Linked DNA regions of Homo sapiens: region 1 is linked to region 2. Evidence: chromatin contacts called from ENCODE Hi-C data. All regions are on one chromosome and are shown on one strand. The core of a region is the stretch at or near the end of the contact, and the rest is flanking DNA. Distances in the headings are between cores, read along the strand shown.

Region 1 (5,167 bases), core at 104-2,603, 82 kb before region 2:
CACGTCTCCAACCTGCATCAATCCAAATCACACTCCAACCTTTCAGGCTCGATTCAAGCCCACGCTTCCTTAGAGTCCTATTAGTCTCTTTTTCTCTAGGAATCCCACCCTCCTTTCAGTCCACGCCTCGTATTTTTGCACACAGGGAAAATACACATGAGCGTATCATCGTTTCCTGTGTATGTTTTGTCACCAAAGCTATCTGGGAAAATATTACGTATTAATGTCATTAATTGCAATTGATAAAAAAGCACATCTACATTCAAAAAAATTTTTAAATCATTGTTGTGAGTTTTATTAGTCGGTAATCTTTTACTGCATGTATGAATGTACTCCACTTTCTCCCCTTGGATAAACTGGGGTCTTATTTTGCAGTGCTGTCAAACTGTCACTGTTCACCAGCTATAACAAAGCACACCAGAAAAAAAAAAAATCAATAGCAGTTCTACAGCTAAAACCTCAACACTCTTCCTGGAAAACGTTTTCAGAGAGATAAATAGCTCAATGGGATTATCTCTATCTCTCCTTTAAACCCCAGCGAACACATTCTAGGGGGGAAAAATGCATTTGTTGGGATAAAATTTTATCCAAACCTGCAAGGGCACATCTAACAGTGTGGTGTTTCTTTGATAACATGATGAATTATATAAAAGGCCACTGCTCATTCTCTGCCTTCCATAAATACCCTTGGGTCCAGAAAGCCACAACCACCTCTTTAATGAAAGGCTTCTCTGAGGAACCTGAGTTTATTGGACCCCAGGGATCACTTATGTTCTGTTGTTTTTTAGAGGTATAAAAAGACTACAACTTTGGTGCACACTTAGTATGTGTGTCTCTATGCATATTAAGATATGATTATATACAGAGTAGAATCCTATTAAGATGCTAATATACGGAAGCAGAATTCCACCTACATAATAAGACTTTCACATTATAAGAGGATAAATGTATATTTTTCATCATATAAACAGAGCACGTGATCTGGTCCTTAGAGTATGTTGGTCCATAGCAGGCCTTTGTGCTTTGTTAGTGGGATTTTAAATTGGGTGTTAGGTGTAGACACACAATTTCAAAACAGCAAGCTGATGGTAAGCGACTATAGGCAACTTTTTCTAATTAAACCATTTGAAGAAATACAGGGCTTCATTGTCCACAACCTGACTTACAGAAAGAGGACAAAGTGGACTTAAATTAGAACTCCCCGAGGTTTCAGATATCCAAAAGCTATCTCTGAGCCCTCCACTCGGTAGCCCTTCCCCTATCCGTGGTGAATCAAGACTACTTCTAGTCACCGCACACACAGCCACATCTCCTCGGTAAACACACTCTCCTTTTTGTTCCTGGCAGTGCTGGTGTTGCTCATTTTGTCCATGAGGCGGCACCGGAAACAACCATACATCATCGACGACGAGGAAAACATCCACGAGAACATCGTCCGCTACGACGACGAGGGCGGCGGCGAGGAGGACACCGAGGCCTTCGACATCGCGGCCATGTGGAACCCCCGGGAGGCGCAGGCGGGGGCCGCCCCCAAGACGCGGCAGGACATGCTGCCCGAGATCGAGAGCCTCTCCCGCTACGTGCCTCAGACGTGCGCAGTGAACAGCACTGTCCACAGCTACGTGCTGGCCAAGCTCTACGAGGCCGACATGGACCTGTGGGCACCGCCCTTCGACTCCCTCCAGACGTATATGTTCGAGGGGGACGGCTCTGTGGCGGGGTCGCTGAGCTCCCTGCAGTCGGCCACGTCGGACTCGGAACAGAGCTTCGACTTCCTGACGGACTGGGGGCCCCGCTTCCGGAAGCTGGCCGAGCTCTACGGGGCGTCGGAGGGACCCGCGCCGCTGTGGTGACGGAAGCCAGGAGGCAGGCGCGCGTCCAAATCCAGACGTTCTCCGCGGGTGCTTCGCGGACAAGGTGCAGCCAACCACACGAGCAATACTGTGCTGGAGAGTGAGAATGGGGGTGAGCAGGCGAACAGAGCTCTCTCTGGATCAGCTTTACTTGGGTAGATTAAGTTAAATAAGCAAAAGGAAACCCAGAAGGAAGAGGGCAGAATCTTTAATTACCTTTTTTTCTTTTCTTTTTGATTTTTCTGACACTGTGTGCGAAGGCTTGGAGTCCAAGGTGTTCTGACAAGGGTGGCTTTTCTCTGCCATTCGCTAAGGCCTTTGTCACTTTTCCACCACAGAAAGGCTCTGGCCTTGGATACAGAGATGCCAATTGAAAGCAGAAAGTTCTACTCTCGTATCTGTTTTTTATCTTATCTTATTCTCCATTTAAGAGTTTTGCTGGCTCAAACCACAGAAACCAACCCACAAGAAAGAACAAAAAACTTGTTACTCAGTGAAATTAACCTACTTGTTCTGGGATGGATGGAATTTCCCGTAACCCTTTTGAGACAAGGTTAAGACTGAATCAGCCTTGCATGGGGGTGGATGGGTGGGAGGGTGGGTGAAGGAAGAGACATTGACTTTATGCTCAAGTTTAGTGGCTGAACCAAGAGATGTTGGCATTACAGCTCATCCAACGCCATCAAGTTAGAGTGCTCGTGTCTCCTCTCAGCTATTTAACTGTGCCCCTGCAAAATTGTTCAGAATGAAACCAGAAAAATCTGCCTCTTTTGCACTGTAGATGTCTCTTCCATGTGCCAAATGTGGAGATTAGATGCTACAAATGAAAGCCAAATAAAAAAGAAGTATCTGACAAAAGCATGGGTTAGAGGGCTTTCCTAATCTGTGTGAGGTCAATCCAAGGGATGTTTACATACTGTAGATAACCTACTTGAACAAAAATCAGTATTATAGAGAATAAATGGATGTAAGAAAATTACATGTACAAGTTTTGTATATTTGTTAATAATTTTGGTAATAAATATGATGTACTGCATCTCAGTACCTTAGCACTTCTTTTAATAAAAGTTAAATAGAAGGAAAAGTCTATTGTGAATTTGTTTAATTGCTGAACAGGTAGAAGATGACTTTGTAATCCTGATCTAGCCTCAGGCTCCCGGGGTTGGGGCTAATTTGTAAGGCAAAAGCAATGGAAAAGAAGTGTGAGGCTGCATTCTGTTTCAGTAGCTAACCATATGAACATTATGGTTCAAACTGTTAAGCTTTTAATGAACACCCTCCATTTCTTCATCCCTGAAAAGAGCAAAGGGTGGTTTGGTAATATCAACTATACAATGGTGAATTTAGCCCATATTTTTCATTTTGCAAAAGGTTATTACACATAGCCCCCAATGAGGCAGGCTACTGTGCTACTTACATCTCTATTTCATTGGCAAATTGAGCTCACAGATGGTTGAAACCATATTTTATTCATCTTTCCTTTTGCTACAATAGCTAGCATACTCTTCTGCATACAGTAGGTGCTTAACACTTCTTGGCTACATGATGGGAGGGATCTCTATTTGACATTCTATTACTAAAAAATATTTTACACAACTATCCTCACAACTGAGGACAAATTGTGAACAAAATCATTCCCTGAGAGCCTTGATTATAGCAACAGTTCTCAAATTTTAATGTATCAGAATCACGTGAAGAAATTGTTAAACTACCTCACCCCTAGAATTTATGATTCAGTCGATTTGGGGCAGTTTGTATTTCTAACATGTTCCCAGGAGATGCTGATGCTGCTGGTCCAGGAACCACATTTTGAAAACCTCTGATATGTAGTTACTCACTCTCTAACACATGAAGATTAAACTATGTCCCATCTGTACTGGGTCCCATCTTCCCGCAGAGTGGTGTTGTGAATTGTTTTCTCAGTAAAACATGAACAGTTTACAGAAATGTAAGGAAAGCTGATGAGGGTCTGGGAGGCAGTAGGATGTGCTTTTTTGCATATTACACATTACATGGTACCATTACATGGTACATTAACAGCCACCAAATTCTCTTCAGCCTTCAGCATACTAACCCTTTCTTCCCATGAAAGGCAGGCAGCTCTCACACATCCTCTTCAAGGATAGAGTGCAATGTAAAAATAAATACATTTAACAAAGCAAAAGAAAAAGCATGGACTTGAGTCCAAACTAGGCTTTACAATATACCAATTATATGGATGTAGGCAAATCAACCTCTATAACATTCTTCCTTCCTACCACAGCCCTGAGGATAATTTTGTGAGTATTTCACTTTGTACTGCTTATGTTACAACTGAGAACAGCTGTTATCCTAACCACAGGGCGTTATCATGCCCCACATCCTGCAAATGTGGTCCCCATGATATTGGGCATGAAGTAATTAAACAAAATCTCCTGAATCTTCTGGTCCCTGGGAGGATAGTTAATGGTGTAATACAGGAAGCGTGATTGAAGCACAAAATAGATCTATTTCAGCTTCATACTCTAAGCTAAGAGATTCCCACTCCAAATGAGTTTTAAAATTCCCTTTCTACTGCCACAATGTAATACAAATGCTGATCCCTCTGGGAATAAAGAAAAAGAAAACCATCATCATCTCTATACAGACAATGTGATCAGGTTAGGCCAGAGAGCTGTAAAATTATTCAGCCATTTGTTTGTCAACAGGTATGACAGCTAGCCTATAATTTACATGTTGGAGGGAAACAGGAGAATCTGTAGAAACCAATTGATGAGACTCAATCTGAAAATGTATTCTGAATAAGAACACAAGCAAAGATAAAAATTAGCAATGAAAAATTTAAAAAAGAGAATATTCAAGCATGGCATATAGCAAAGACAAACATGGGGTTGTTCACACAAGAAAGAATCTATGAATCCTGAAAATGGTATTCAACAAGTTAAAAATCAGTGCAGGCACATTGATTAAAAGTTGTCATTAATTCACTAATATTGCAGAACTAGGCCTTGATGACAGAATTCACAGTATTTCCATATAGTGCTGGGACTATATGAATGTAGGACAGACACACTTTACAAGCAGTTCTCATTGCAGATTGACTCACTGTCATATCCATTTGTCATTTTTACAATAAAGAACCTTCAACAGATTATTATATATAAATATCTGGATTGGGGAAGCTTCTGCTTTATTCTTAAAGATCAAGTTTCTGATAGAAGAAGTCGATAAAATTAGGCCAAGTGGTCCTCTTTTATTTGTTATTTTTTTAAGTTATACTTTAAGTTCTAGGGTACGTGTGCACAACGTGCAGGTTTGTTACATATGTGTATATG
Region 2 (5,584 bases), core at 2,653-5,152:
GCCCCATGGCTCTCAGCTCAGCATCCATGCGATGTGGGATGTGCAGGCAGCCCAGGATCATTCCACCCTGGGCCTCTCTCTGTAGTGAGAGTACATTTGGCATGGCTGCCTCCCAGGTTGAGCTGTGCAGGTCTGAGAACTGATCCAGAGAGATTTTCAATATCCTAAGGAGTATCTTGGTTTAGAAGAGCCCTTCCTCTGCCCTTGGCTTTTTCCTTCCCCTCTACTTGAGCCAAAGACAAATAAAGCCCAAATCTGGGCACACACAACCCATTCTGGTCTACCTCCTTCTCCAAGACTGTTCACAATCCCCTTGGGCCAGAAGAGTCGACTTTCTCCCCTTCTATCACCTGGCGACACATCTCAAGCTTTCACTCTGATACCACGTCTACTCTCCCCAGCAGAACTATGTGAGCTGGGTTACCCAGGATTGGCCTTCCTATGTTAAGGTGTAGGGGGTGGGATGGAGTGGGAGATTAATTGGAAAAAATCTTAATTATCTTTCACACATCAGAATCTAAATGCTGTCTTGTCTTTCTCTGCATTCACACTGTAATTCACCAAATCCCCCAGTGCTGCACATCCCTTTTTCCAAGGCAAATTGGTCTGGGGCCAACTAGGTAAAAGGCGTGGCTCTCAGAAAGGTAAAATAAATGTGCATTAATACTTATCAAAACATTGTCCTTTACCTCATTAAAAGAAAAAACTTTTGACAAATTAAATTTAACAGAGTTTATTTGCGCAAAGAATGATTCGAGAATCGGGCAGCCTTCAGGACCCTTAGAAGTTCTGACAGCTGCTGTCCTTAAGCTGGGGCATTTATAGACAGAAAATGGAAGTGAGATACAGAATCCACTCAATTGGTTACAGCTCTGTGTTTGCCTTAACTGGGCATGATCTGTCTGATCAGTTGGCAGCCTGTGATTGGCTGAGACTCAGCTAGATGTTACAAAAAATATACTCCTAAATTAGGCTTTCAGTTTGCTTATGTACTAAGTTAAGTTGCAATTCATTATATAGGGACTCACGGTATAAGGGCAACCTCAGGCCAAATTTAGTTTAATTTAAATTATATACATACGCATTATTTGATGGTAGTATTTAGCAGTTAAGAATATTTAAAAACTCTAGCTAGTTTTGAGTACTCAAGTGTAAACCATAATGTATCATTTTTTTAGATTAAAAAGTGTATTTTGGCCAGGCACAGTGGCTCACTCCTGTAATCCCAGCACTTTAGGAGGCCAAGGAGGGTGGATCACCTGAGGTCAGGAGTTTGAGACCAGCCTGGCCAACATGGTGAAACCCCATCTCTATTAAAAATACAAAAAATTAGCGGAGCATGATGGCGGACGCCTTTAATCGCAGGTACTTGGGAGGCTGAGGCAGGAAAATCACTTGAACATGGAAGGCGGAGGTTGCAGTGAGCTGAGATTGCACCACTGCATTCCAGACTGGGCAACAAGAGCGAAACTCCATCTCAAAAAAAAAAAAAAAAAAAAAGTGCATTTTATTTTGCTAACAGCAGATGCTTTTGCATTGTGACAAAATATAGACACATATAAATGAGAGACATTTAATGGAAGAGTCCATGAGAGAGCTCAGGAACCAGACAGCCTGGATTCAAATACTGACTCTGCCAGTTCCCCTGGGTGAGTTACATATTCTCAGCCTTACTTTCCTTGTCTGTAAAATGGGAGAGAGAGTTTATAGGGTGCTTGTGACAAACAGGCAAAATAATACATACAAAATATATAGAACAGTGCCCTGCACATAGTAAAAACATGATAGTGTTCTCTGTTCATGTGTAATTACAATAATGTAATTACGATATAAATCTGACTCTCATACAGCTCTCAGTAAATATGGACTAAGTGCTGTGCTAAGGATTAAAAATTCAATATTAAGACAGACACAGTCCCTGCCCTTATGTGCTTATCAGAGCTGAAGATAAAGACCCTCTCTGGCTCATTGTACATAGACAAGATCAAGATGTTCTCTCTTAGGGAATTCCTCAGTTACCCAAGACTTTCTGGCTTCCCAGATGCCATTCAGGCCACCCAGTCTGAATTTCACCTCAGTTGGCATGTGTTTCTTTTGCCAACCCTATTTATTTATTTTTGAGATAGAGTCTTTCTCTGTTGCTCGGCTAGAGTGCAGTAGTATGATCATTGTTCACTACGCCATTGACCTCCTGGATTCAAGCAATTCTCCTGCCTCAGCCCCCCAAGTAGCTGGGACTGCAGGAGCATTCCACCATGTCCAGCTAATATTTTATTTTTTTGTAGAGATGGGTCTCACTGTGTTACCCAGGCTGGTCTTGAACTCCTGAGCTCAAGCAACGCTCCTGCCTCAGCCTCCCGAAGTGCTGGGATTACAGGCACAAGCCACCATGCCTGGCCTGCCAACCCTATTTAATCAATCGGCATTCTAGCTATTCACAACTGTTCATACATCCAGTCTTTGGTTCTGTTGGGGCTCAAAAAAACATTACCCCAAAGTATGGTGCTTTGGCACGCTGAGTACTTTGAACTAAAGGAGGAGATTGGAAGGCCTCAGACGTGGCCTCAGAAGCAGTCTCTCCTCTGATCTTCTCCTGTCTTCTTTCTCCCCCTGAAGCAAATCATAGAAACCAAAATCCCCCTTCTCCAAGGTGGGTTCTTGTTCCCTGAACATTGCTGTTATCCTGTTCTTTTTTCAGGGTGCCCAGATTTCATATTGTTCAAACACACATGCTCTATAATTTGTGCAGTTAACGCAATCATCACGGAGTCATGAGGCAACATACATCCTCCTCAGCTTATAAAATGACAGGATTAAGAGATTAAAATAAAGACAGGCATGGGAAATCACAAGGGTATTGATTGGGGAAGTGACAAGTGTCCATGAAATCTTCACGATTTATGTTCAGAGATTGCAGTAAAGACAGGCATAAGAAATTATAAAAGTATTAATTTGGGGAACTAATAAATGTCCATGAAATCTTCACAATCCACGTTCTTCTGCCATGGCTTCAGCCGGTCCCTCCGTTCGGGGTCCCTGACTTCCCGCAACAGTGGGTCATAAAGCTAAGATCCCTCTTCCCCAAAGCAAGCCATAAAGTCTGAAAAGGTCACTCTTTCCCTTCTTCCCTTTCTCTTTCCAGAAAGATTCTGCCCCATACGGGGGAGAAAGCCTACATAGAGAGGCCAAAAAGAGTCTGGACATACCTGGCTGGGTCCCCCTGCCTCGGTCTATCGCCATTAGATCACACCCCTTGTCCACTCACATTTTGACATAGTTGTCCACTCTTCATGGAACGTAAGCATACAAATAGATGGTTTTCTCTGGGTCTTTGGGTCTTCATTTGTGAAGGCTCTTGCGCTATGTAAAACTTTGATTCAAATAATTTGTTACACTTTCCTCTTGTTAACCTGTCTTTTCCTATAGGAGTGTCAGCTGTGCCCCTTATGATGGGTAAGAAAATGTATCACACCTTTCCACCCCTAGTTTTCTCCAGGTGTGTGGGCAGCCCTGGGGCTGCGTTCTTCCATCAAGAAAACACAAGGGGGCGGTAGTGGCACTTGGGCTTGACGGTGGTGGGACTTAAAATTGAGTCCTAGAAGAGAAAAATAAAAATGATAGAAGGCAAAGATGGAAGAAGAGAAGGAGCAAAGATGAAAGAAGAGAAGGAGCAAGGAAAAGAAGTGTGGTGTGAAAAGAGCCAAGAACACATTTTAATGTTTTTCCCAGAGCCGTACTCCCTCCCCAGCGTGAAACAGTGCAAAGCATGGAATTAATCCACTCCAGTGCATTGTGGGGAAGAAGGTTTGAAGTGAAGGGAGCAGGGAAAGGCCCTTGCAGGCTGAAGCCCTGTAGAAGAGGGCTGGGCTAAGCAGCCTCTGGGGAAGGGGGGCACTTAGGGCCCAGACCAGCTGGCCTGCTGTTTCTTTCCACAGGCCCCAGGGTGCAACCAGCTTCTCTCACCTTAAGAGATTTCCCTGGCTTCTGAGCCAGCTGTCCCCAGCTACCACGCCCCACCCAGCCCCAGGCAAACACACGGTACATTTTCTTCTCTGAGATTTACTACCAGGAAACAGATTAAAAGGCAACAAAAATAAGCAGAGGGTGAATTACCCAGGTTAAAGGCAATCTTGTGCAGCTCCTGTGGACAGACCTCTAGTTCTTATTTTCTTTTAAAAACTAGATTGGATTGAATGCTTTGTCTTTTTTCTGAGAGAGCTAAGGTGACCAAATGTCCAGGTTTGCCCAGGTGTGAGGAGATTCCTGGAATTCAGGACTTTGAGTGCTAACCCTGGGAGAGTCCTGGTCAACTGGGAAGAGTTGGTCATCGACAGAGAGCTCAAACAGGCCCCTCCTCACCTCCAGACCAAGCTTCTGAATGAAGCTTTGCGGAAATCTCTACCAGTCAGGGCTGAACCAAGCATGGGAGTTCCTATTGGTCTCAAGTGGGCAATTTTCATCTTCAAGACCTTTACCAGGGAACCACTGGGTAGGGGCTCCAGTCTCCCCAGATGCCACACGATGTGCATTCCCCTGTGCCTGTTTCCTTACCAAAGCAGGAAGAAGTAGGATGGGATTTCTGTCTGGGAGCTCCTCTGGCCATTTTTTAGGGAGTGGTTACTTTTCTCCAGATCAGGGGACTCTCCCGTCCCCCGCTCAAAAGCATTTTTATTTTATAAACAAAGTTAAGCAGAGTTCCTTGCTGCAGGCCCTCCACTATGGCAGTGTATGAACACCATGCATTTTCTAGAGGAGCAGACTGGTTGCAGCACCTCCCAAACTATTCAATCACTGAATTTCCTCCCTTTTCTTTAAGAAACCTGCGTTCTGAAGAGCACACATGCTCCTGGAACCTTTGTTTGATCCCACTTAAGCAGCTTTGGGACCTCCCCTAGTGCTACCCAGTGCTGTTTTCATAAAAGAATCAAGCAGAGGACTGAGGGCTTTTCACTGAGATGGACCCAGCGCCACTGGCCGTGCCAAGCGTGCGCAGCAGGTGTGCGTGTGTGTGCGCTTGCTGGCAGGCGGCCCTCTGCAGGCAGTTCTTTGCACCTCAAGCCAGGTTGCATATGCCATCTCTGCTGGCTTGGGGAGAGCTATTTAAAGTCTCTCTAAAGGCCAGTAAGCCTGCATGACTTCTCACACTTCCTAAAAATGCAGGGTCCGAATGGTGCAAATTCCAGCCAATACAGCTCTTGGGTCATCCCCTTGTGTGCCAGCATATGTAGGACTCACATCAAGTTACTGTAAACAGATGGCATGTTTGTTACAGTCTTGCTTAAATGTACCAGTATATATGCACATTTTGTTTGCTAGTAGCTTGGAAGACTTGAGTTGATTAATTAAAAGCAACACATACTTAATAGTTGTGTTTTTTTCAAATGATACATTTGGTTTTTGTAATTTTTTTAAATGGAAAAAAAAAAACCCAACAAGGCCTGATTTATATACTGAAAAGAGGTTCTTTCCCAGTAAATTAGGAAAAGTAGTTTGCATTCCTGAACTTATTTATTTTCCCCTGTAGCTAATGTTGCTTGTTATTCTAAACTGAGTGGGGATGCTAAGAAAGAAAAAGCATTGCCCT

Evidence for each region. A loop is a pair of places that touch in the nucleus more often than their neighbours do. Pooled maps may share reads with other maps.
Region 1: a loop to region 2 is called in a map of mammary epithelial cell, with 8 times the contacts of the local background. The contact joins two enhancer-like sites. A Hi-C loop is called at or near these places in 7 of 168 maps with a recorded cell type or tissue (IMR-90, Right ventricle myocardium inferior, cardiac septum and 4 more) and 11 of 50 pooled maps.

Annotation. Positions count from the first base shown.
Region 1 is chr18:61,552,843-61,558,009 of GRCh38, forward strand. CDH20 (cadherin 20) reads left to right here. Exons shown (of 12, transcript NM_031891.4): 12 at 1,348-2,937. The coding sequence ends at 1,853. Among named protein-coding and RNA genes, the nearest start is that of LINC01544, 190 kb to the right of the region's middle. RefSeq lists an enhancer at 1,244-1,751. Within about 2 kb of position 1,354, at least 2 of the 41 ENCODE cell types and tissues checked have a DNase peak (open chromatin) inside an H3K27ac peak, as active enhancers do.
Region 2 is chr18:61,632,454-61,638,037 of GRCh38, forward strand. No RefSeq gene overlaps it. Among named protein-coding and RNA genes, the nearest start is that of LINC01544, 110 kb to the right of the region's middle. RefSeq lists an enhancer at 3,458-3,507. Within about 2 kb of position 3,903, at least 18 of the 41 ENCODE cell types and tissues checked have a DNase peak (open chromatin) inside an H3K27ac peak, as active enhancers do.